Regions from separate parts of the Homo sapiens genome. Here region 1 is linked to region 2. The links are chromatin contacts, found by Hi-C or POLR2A ChIA-PET in ENCODE. All regions are on one chromosome and are shown on one strand. The core of a region is the stretch at or near the end of the contact, and the rest is flanking DNA. Distances in the headings are between cores, read along the strand shown.

Region 1 (4,509 bases), core at 112-2,611, 3.2 Mb before region 2:
AAATTCTCAAGAGTCTGGTTTAGATGCTCTGTGGCACCTGAAGCAATTATTGGCCTTTGCTCACAAACACAACTCACTTATTTCTCCCTTTTCTCCTGCTTCTTCATCGTTTCTTCCACCCAGGGCTGGTTCCCAGGTGGGATGACGGAAAGGTGAGGAAGCCCTTAGAGCATTTGCCAATGGGAGCCATTCATTTGACTTTAAAGTACTGAGAATTTAGAGGCGTTCTTTTAAATGCATTATTTAAAAAGAAAGGTAACACATTAAGGACTTTGCTGCATCTTTTGATTGGCTTTCTTCTAGGAAGTAGTGACCGAGGTTTCCACTTTCCTCCAAGAGGAAGAGACAGAAGTTTTGGCAAATAGGTCAATGCTGGGAACAGATGCCTGCCTGGCTGAGTGCTGGGAAAGAAAGGCAGTTGGAGGGATGTGTGGGTGCCTGGGAGGGCGTGGGTGGTGCCCAGGAGGCTATGGGAATCAGAATCACACTTGCACAAGAGAAGACCCTTATGGGACAAGTAAAATCAGCATAGTTTCTTGGGCGGGGCAAAGGTGTCCTGATGAGGATGCTAGGGGTCAAATATGTGTCTGGGTTCTGCCCCAATCGGGAATGAGACACAGTACTGAAGTGGAACGGGGGTAGCATCTCCACCCACCTTCACAGCCTCTGGGGAAAAGAAAGCTTTCCTTGCAGCCCAACTCCAGGGGCCTAAATATTGAGCACCAACACAAGACAGGTCCTTGAGCTTCTCGGAGCGAGTCGGGGAAGCAGATAATTTCAGATGCAAAGTGCCTTGAATAAACAGAACGAAAGATAGAGAGCCAGAGGGGGAGAAACGGCTTGGTGTGGTCAGGGCAGGCATCCATGAGACCTAAACGAAGAGGGGGCATTCCAGACAAAAGGAACAGTGATCACAGAGGCCCCGAGTCAGGAACCAGCTAAGGGTCTTAGAGAAGAGCTGCCTCGTAAAGCTAAGCAACAATAACCAGGGAACGGTGGGCATGGGCCCTGATAGACAAGGCAGGTCTTGGCTTTTTAAGCCATAGAATTGGATTTTAGGAGGGATGGGCCCGCCGACAAAGCCAACAAAGTTTTAACCCGAAGATCGCTATCTTATTTATGCTTTAAAAAGACCTCTCTGGCCTTTCTGCGAAGCTCTATCCTTAGCTTTCTCTTGTTAGCATTTTGATTAACGAATGTGGGCACGAACAGCCAGCTGACCGACCGCGCGCGCAGTCGAGCGTCGGTTCCTCGCCTTGGGAGGGACCACTGGAGGCCCCGCCCCCTGGCCGCGAGCGCACCTCGGCCCCGCTCCCGAGGCCCTACGGGCGTGGCCTCTGTCCCGGGTCCCGCCCCCCAGCACTCCGGAACAGCGCGCTCGCAGCGGGAGGTCGCGAAGCCTGGGACTGTGTCTGTCGCCCATGGCCGCCGCGCTGCTCGCCCGGGCCTCGGGCCCTGCCCGCAGAGGTGAGTGCGCTGGGGATCCGTACGGCGGGGCTTCAGCCCGCGTCTGGCCCAGCGGGCGGAGGTCCTGGCGGCCGGCTCTGTCAGAGCCGCTGGCAGGCGGAGCCCCACTCCGGGAGCGCTCACGGCCTTTGCCCCAGTTCTGCTGCTCCTTGCGCCGACCCAGCCCGGCCCTTCAGGCGTCCCTGGTTCCTGCACAGACCCCTACCCCCCGATTGACCCCAGCCACCAGCCCAGTTCCCAGTTCCCATATCTCCCTCCCTTCATTTCACCCCCACTAGAGGTTCAGGGTGCGTCCTTCTTCCGGAGCCAGGCCTGGGATTGAACCAGACCCGCATCTGTGACCTTGGGCAAGACAGCCCCTCCTCAGCCTCGGTTGGCCCATGTGTAAAATGTCCACAGAGAAAATCAGAGTTGTTGGGAGGATTAAATCATAGGGTATGTAAAGCACTTCGTGCCTGGCGTGTAACAGGTGTTCCACAAATGCTCGTTCTTGCTGGTTAATACAGTACCTTTCCCATCTTACGTGTCTCCAGTTGTAGCAGCCGTGACACATATAGCCACGGCTTCCTTTGCCTGGCCTGAATTACAAGGGGAACGCTACTGAGAACTGTGTTAAGCGCTAGTTAGTCTTTCTTTCGCACTCCGAGGAGCGGAATACTATTCGCCTCCACTTGTTATAGAAACGGAGGCTCACTGACGTTTAAAACCCTTGCCTAAGGTCACAGAGCTGAGGTCTTATTACTGTTGGTATTATACTGAGGACTGAAGGATGTAGTGTATGGAAATGTCTAGTGAGTGTACTAAGCATTCAGTTAGTATGGGGTTTTCAGTGGCCGCCATGGACATTTTGGGCTGACAGTTCTTTGTTGTGGGGGCTGTCCTCTGCCTTGTTGGATGTTCAGCAGGGATCCCGGACCCCTATCCACTGGGTACCAATAGTATTCCCCTGCTCTAGTTGTGACAACTAGAACTGGCTCCAGACATTGCCAGATGTCCCTTGGAGGGCAAAATCCTCCCTGGTGAGTTAGTGGGTCACTAGGATTCTTGGAGACCTCCTGCCTCCTCCTTCCACTCACTTCTGCCCTTGCCGGCAGCTCTCTGTCCTAGGGCCTGGCGGCAGTTACACACCATCTACCAGTCTGTGGAACTGCCCGAGACACACCAGATGTTGCTCCAGACATGCCGGGACTTTGCCGAGAAGGAGTTGTTTCCCATTGCAGCCCAGGTGGATAAGGAACATCTCTTCCCAGCGGCTCAGGTGAGAGTGCAACCTCAGCAGCCCACGATAGTGGTCTGCCCTCTGCTACTGGATGAATGGTGGCAGTGACAGTCAGCGGCACTCGGACTCTGGTAGAGGAACCCCAAAGCAGGGCCTGGAACCCAGAAAATGCTCTGGAAGTTTCCCTTGTCCAGCCTGTGGCCAGTAGCCAGGACTTAACTTCTGGGACAACAGTAATATGTGGTGGATGGTCAGTTGCTTACTGTGCCAGCCACTGTGCTCATTCTAAATAGTGCCTTTAGGGTGTTTGGCATGCACTAGGCACTGTTCTTGAGATGGGTTATCTCATCTGTTCCTCACAACGGTCCTGTGAGGTGAAGGTACTATTCTTATTTATTTTTTTGAGACGGAGTTTCACTCTTGTGGCTCAGGCTGGAGTGCAATGGTGCGACCTCGCCTCACTGCAGCCTCTGCCTCCTGAGTTCAAGTGATTCTCCTGCCTCAGCCTCCCAAGTAGCTGGGATTATAGGCGTGCACTGCTCTGCCCCGCTACTTTTGTATTTTTAGTAAAGACGGCGTTTCACCATGTTGGCCAGGCTGGTCTCAAACTCCTGAATTCAGGTGATCTGCCCACCTCGGCCTCCCAAAGTGCTGGGATTACAGGTGTGAGACACCACGCCCGGCCAAAGGTAGTATTATTATATACCCCATGGACTCAGACTTGTGAACAAGTTAAATAACATACCCAAGGTCATGGAGCTCATCAGCGGCAGCCTGCTCGACCTATTTTCTTTTTTATTTACTTATTTTTTTTTGAAATGGACTCTCGCTCTGTTGCCCAGGCTGGAGGGCAGTGGCGCAATCTCAACGCACTGCACCCCTCTGCCTCCTGGGTTCAAGCAATTCTCCTGCCTCGGCCCCCAGTAGCTGGGATTACAGGCGGGCACCACCACGCCCAGCTAGTTTTTGTACTTTCAGTAGAGATGGGGTTTCTCCATGTTGGGCAGGCTGGTCTCAAACTCCTGACCTTAGGCGATCTGCCCGCCTTGGCGTCCCAAAGTGCTGGGATTACAGGCGTGAGCCACCGTGCCCGGCCTGCTTGAACTGTTTTCTCCCCTGAGTTTCCCATCAGCGCGCTCCCTCCCGTGCCACTGTGTTCTTCCATTTGCATTCAGTCTGTCTGCAGCTACGCGTTGAAGATGTTACTGCCGTACACGCTGACCTAAAGATGTCCAGCACCTGGTGTAAACACTCAGTAGTAGATAGTTGTTTAATTAATGATTTGTGAAAAGTCAAACCTCTCCGGCCTCTTCTCCTTGCCTGTTTTTTTTTTTAATTTTAATTTTAATTTATTTTTTATTTTTAAAAATTTTTTGAGACAGTCTTGCTCTGTCACCAGGTTGGAGTGCAGTGGCGCGATCTCGGCTCACTGCAACCTCCGCCTTCTGAGTTCAAACAATTGTTTCCTGCCTCAGCCTCCCGAGTAGCTGGGATTACAGGCGCACACCACCATACCCGGCTAATTTTATGTATTTTAGTAGAGACGGGGTTTCACCGTGTTGCCCAGGCTGGTCTCAAACTCCTGAGCTCAGGCAATCCACCCGCCTCGGCCTCGCAAAGTGCTGGGATTACAGGCGTGAGCCACCACACCCGGCCTTAAAAATGAGTTTTAAAAGGGACGTAAAACATTGTTTTTATATGAGGGACCCACTAACCGTTTCCCAGATATGAAGGCAGCAGGTGCTGCAGGCTTGCCTTGTCTGTCACTGCTGGGAAAGGGGTCTTACAGTTTCTTACGGTTTCTCTTGGGAGTCTGGAGACCA
Region 2 (4,625 bases), core at 1,597-4,096:
ACACATTGAATTCGAGAGTGCTTTATTCCCTGTAATGTGCCATACAAATGCAAAGCACGACTAAGAATCATCTTCGATAGCAGGTGGGTCTTTAATCTACTAAAAAATCTTCCTAGGGTTCATGTAGGTGTCTGCGGATGTTGCTACGTCCACAACTCTAGAAGCCAGCATAAGAAAACAAAAAACAAAAGCCACAGTGCTAAAAGGGAAGTACAGAAGTCCTCGAATATAGTTGCCATCGGAATACCCAGGAGTCCCTCTCAGAAAGACCCTCCTATACCTCTGTGATACCTCCTAATAGCCATTCACGCCAAGTGGGGAACCAGCTGATCCCAAAAGCCCCTAGGGAAGGAGCAGCCCCTTCTTTCCACCGCTAGTTCTCACCATAAACAACTTTTGCCTTCATATAGAAGTGAAATCTGTTTTTCTGTACTCAATAATTACTCAAAATAAATGAAATCCCTTGCTGCATGACAGACCTTCAAATATTTGAAGACAATTAGGACACAGCCACTTCCGTGCCCAAATCCTTCTGCAGGTTGAAACATCAAAGCTGAAGATGTGGAAACTGGTGTCATTAAGTTAGCACCTACCTAGCCGGGATGAAACTTCAATCTGACTCAAACATTTACTGCAACATTGGTGTGTGAAGATACAAAGTCACCTAGTCACTGCCCTTGAAGGACATGGAATTCAGTAAATTCAGTAGATATAATTAATCTTAGTTACCAAATGTGTGCCCACTATGTATTAGAAACTATTTATGGCTGACCTTGTTCCAGATAGAAGGAAAAAAGTTCCATGACTTTTCTTGCCAGAAATACGAGAAAATGCTTTTTTAACATAAGTATTTTTTAAAAGCATCAACATTTTATTAACGTTAGTATCGTTGCAAAGGCATCCTACCAATTAGGTAATTATGTTGAGATCAATTTATCCAAAGATAATTGGATAAGTTGAGATCAATTTATCCAATTTTGCAATTTATCCAACATGGCAGATGAAAGAGTTATAAACCCAAGATGAATGATTCGTTTTTTAAAGAGTTAATAAAAATATCTAATTTCAAAAAAACCCTATTTGTTAGACCGATGTATTTAAAATGTGTCACAGTAAAAATCTCACACAAATAATTGTCCTGTACTTTAGATCTTAAATGTACCTAAACTAAATTTACTGAGTAATTATAATACGCAGAGGAGTAACAAAACTATTTTAAGATTTTTCAGTGGTGTGTATGGATATGTACGCATACCCGTATATATAATCACGAGTTTTAAAGCCTTCTTCCAAGCATATTTCACATAAGATGAACAGTTAGCCAAAAGAATTACATACATTTCAAAACATCTTTGGAGGTAAAAGCCACTTTAAACGTTAGCATCTTTTTCCTTACAATGCAATAGCGAGAAAATGCATGGGAATTCTTGATGAGCAAAAAAAAAAAAAAAGAAAAGTCGTTTTATCAATACCAATGCTCTTTAAATAAATTTCAAACGTAAAAGTTTTAAAATGGCAATCCTAGTTTTAATACTCTTACAGGTTTCTGGAACTGCGTAATATGTTAAAGTATTACAGCGTGGTAGCTTGCATTTTGTTATAAAACCGACTACTGCAACCTAAGCTACAGAGCGCGGTTATATTTTCTCTCTGGCAGCCTAATTTTCCTTAGTGGACTAGATCGTACTGCTAAATACCAAAACTTGAAATGAAACAATACAGGTCAGCATGAAAACCTAAGTTAGAGAAACTCACTCGCCGTAGCAGACGGCAGCCCAGTAGCCAAGCCTGGAGCTCTGCTGCGTTTGTGCATTCTGCTCCGTTTCACGAATCACAGGCAAATCGTTACTCAGAGTAAACTAAAGCCGCATCAAAGCTTCAGGAAGGGGCTGGCAAGGTAGTGTACTTACGGAAAGGCTACCAGGACGGGAGGCGATACAACTTGTCAGGGAGGGTCTCTAAGGTTCCCCGGGTGGTAACAAGCATTTAAAAAGGCGATGTGGATTCAGACGGCCTCCTCCCCACAGCATCCCAGACAAAGCCGGGCTAGGCCCCGGGGCGCTCCTGGTGCACCTGCAATGCGGATCCCTCGCCCTGCGATCCCACCCCGGGGCAGACAGGAGCGCCCCGGGACCGGCCTCTCCTCCCCCTTGGCACTGGGGTGGGCGCGCGCCGCGGCCGGTCCGCACCCTGGACTGGAGCCCGGGCCGGGGAGCCCCCTCCCCAGAAAGGGCCGGCAGACCCCGCGGGGGCGGGCGCGGGGGTCGCCGAGCCTCAGGGACCCTCTTTCCCCGACTCCGCCGTCTCCCGAGTTGCCTTCGCCCGGGGCCACCCCTGCCCCTGGGGGAGCTAACGTGGCTCCCAAGCCCCGGAGGTGGGGCAGGAGGACCCCGTCCCCCGTCTCCCGGCGGGGAGGGTTTTTAAAGTCTTCGCCACGAACTCCCGTCCCTGCCCGGCCCCTCCGCCCCTGCCCGGCCCCTCCGCCCCCGCCGGCGCTGCCAGGTGAGCGGGGCCGGACTCGACACACCCCGGGCCCCGCCTCACCTGCGGGCGCCGCCGTCGCGTTCCTTCAGGCGGCTGCCCTCTTAGGCTCGGTCCTCCCGGCGGGCGGCGGTGGGGGCCCGTGGCCCATGGGCTGGGCGGGGCGCGGCGGGCGGGGCTGCCTGGGCTCGGGCGCTGCCCGGGCCGGGCCGCCGAGGGAGGTCAGTGGGCACCGCCCGCCCGGCGCATCTCGCCCGCTCCCACCCCAGCGCTAGCCGCGGTGCACCCTGGGAGCGGGGCCGGCGGCGAGGCCTGGCCGCGCTGACCCGGCGGGCTAGGCGCCGGCGCGGCGGCGGGCCTGTGTCTGCCGGGCTGGGCGGGGGCGGCGGGCCGATATTCACTTGGCGAGGCGGGGCTACGCCCCCTTCCGCCCGGCTGTGGCGGGGCAGGGGCGAAGGCCGAGGGGAAGGGAGGGTCGGGCCCGCGGGACGCAGGCGCACAGCTCAGGTGCGGCCGCACTGCGGTTGCCCTGGGTAACGCGGCCCGAGGGAGGGGGGGGCGCGGGGAGGAGCGAGGGAGGCGAGCGGGAGCGCGCGCGCCGGGCGCTGGGGTGGGGGATGGCCGGGCCCGACCGGGCCGGGGCTGGGGGGCGGGGGCGGAGGCGGGCGGTGGGGGCGCGGGCCGGGTGGCCGCGCATGCGTGCGGCCCCCGCTCCCCCGGGGCTTCCCCGGCCTCGTGCGTGCGCACGCGCGCTGTCCCCCGGAGGCGTCTGGGTGTGCGGAGCGCGCGCGCGCGCGGCTCGGAGGCGCACCTGTGAGGTGTCCCTGAGGAGAGGGAGGTGGGTGCGCGGCGCCCGCGGCCTGGGGCGCTGACTCCCCTCACTTGGAGTGAGTTCTCGGCGGCCGGGCTGCAGTCTTTCTTTCTTTCCCGGAGGGAGGCGGGGGCCGGGGGCCAGGGAGCGGGCTGGGGGTGGGAAGGAGGTGGAGTGGCTTAAAGAAAAGAAAAACAACCCATCCCGGAGGATGGGCCTCGGGATGGCGGGGAAGGTCAGAGCGGCTCCGCGCAGCCTGGCGGGTCCCGGGCTGAGAAGCCGCCCCTCGGGCCTCGGGCGGTCGGCCGCGGGCCCGCAGTGCGGGGGAGCGGGGCCGGGGGGCGCAGATGGCGGCCGGTGCGAGCGAGGGCTGGGCAGCGGGCAGGGCGAGGCCGGGCGAGGCCCCTCGGGAGCCGGACTCCCGAGCCAGGCTCCATTGTTGTTGGAGCCGAGGGAAGGGGGAGCGCTGCCGCCCTCGTCGCCCGTGGAGCCGCGTCTTGGAGCCCTTCCAGGCGGGTCCCGGGAGAGGCGGTCATGGCCGCGCCAGGGGACCGGGGAGCCGGGCGGCTGCGGAGGAGCCGGCTGCATGGGGTGCTGTGTGTTTTTCAGGGCGCCCTGCGTCCGGCAGAGGAGGCGAGCATCCCGCTCAGGTGATGAGGAACCCCTCGCGCACCCAGCGCAGAAGGCTGCTGCCGCCGGACGCCTCCATTGTTTGACCACAACAAGGGCCGGATTCTCACCCAGGTAAACCGGCTGCCGGCGCTGTCCACTTCCCTCTGACTCCCGCCTCCGCAGGCGTTCTCACCCCTTCCAGGACTCGACTGCAGTTTTCTCACTGTCCCCGGCTTCTCATGAACTCCGTATACCCCCTCCCAGACATTTTCCCGTCCGGATCCATCTCTCCGCCACATCACCTCTCATTTCCCCCAGAACTCAGCTCCTTTGTGAAACCTTTCTTGCCGAACTCTAACAACTAAATCTCCCCGGGAGCCTGCTCCGAACTGAACTGTTCTGGTTGCTAGATTGCTTACGGGCTGTCTTATTGCAACAAAGGAGACCAGATACCGAAAAAAGATTTCTGAGCTATTGCCTTCTTCAAGGAACGTTTTCTGATATTTACAGTTTATTGTTTTCACAGGCTGGAACGGTTTTTAGGCATTTTGGCTTCTTATTTAGAGAGGGCTCCTATTTCCTTCATAGACGCATAGTTTTTTAGAGCAGGAAATTGACCTTGTTCAACCCGCAGGTTAATTAAAAATTTAAAAATTAATTCTAAATTAGCAGAGTAGTACATTTTCTTTGTAAAAACAGCATATCACAGAGATGGCATTTT

What was found. A loop is a pair of places that touch in the nucleus more often than their neighbours do. ChIA-PET counts read pairs that join two places held with the same protein, here RNA polymerase II (POLR2A). Pooled maps may share reads with other maps.
Region 1: a map of CD4-positive, alpha-beta T cell shows a loop between it and region 2 (7-fold over the local background). The contact joins the promoter of ACADS here to the promoter of CCDC92 in region 2. A Hi-C loop is called at or near these places in 1 of 168 maps with a recorded cell type or tissue (CD4-positive, alpha-beta T cell) and 1 of 50 pooled maps. POLR2A ChIA-PET finds 5 or more read pairs at or near these places in 1 of 52 experiments (Panc1).

Annotation. Positions count from the first base shown.
Region 1 is chr12:120,724,465-120,728,973 of GRCh38, forward strand. ACADS (acyl-CoA dehydrogenase short chain) reads left to right here and starts at 1,362. Exons shown (of 10, transcript NM_000017.4): 1 at 1,362-1,467; 2 at 2,562-2,725. The coding sequence starts at 1,422. RefSeq lists an enhancer at 1,034-1,535 and a silencer at 1,172-1,681.
Region 2 is chr12:123,969,985-123,974,609 of GRCh38, forward strand. CCDC92 (coiled-coil domain containing 92) reads right to left here and starts at 2,847. Exons shown (of 5, transcript NM_025140.3): 1 at 2,545-2,847. ZNF664-RFLNA (ZNF664-RFLNA readthrough) reads left to right here and starts at 3,231. Exons shown (of 5, transcript NM_001347902.2): 1 at 3,231-3,319; 2 at 3,902-4,036. ZNF664 (zinc finger protein 664) reads left to right here and starts at 3,231. Exons shown (of 5, transcript NM_152437.3): 1 at 3,231-3,368; 2 at 3,902-4,036. RefSeq lists enhancers at 1,594-2,331, 2,332-3,069 and silencers at 2,290-2,409, 2,440-3,309, 3,380-3,459, 3,570-3,799.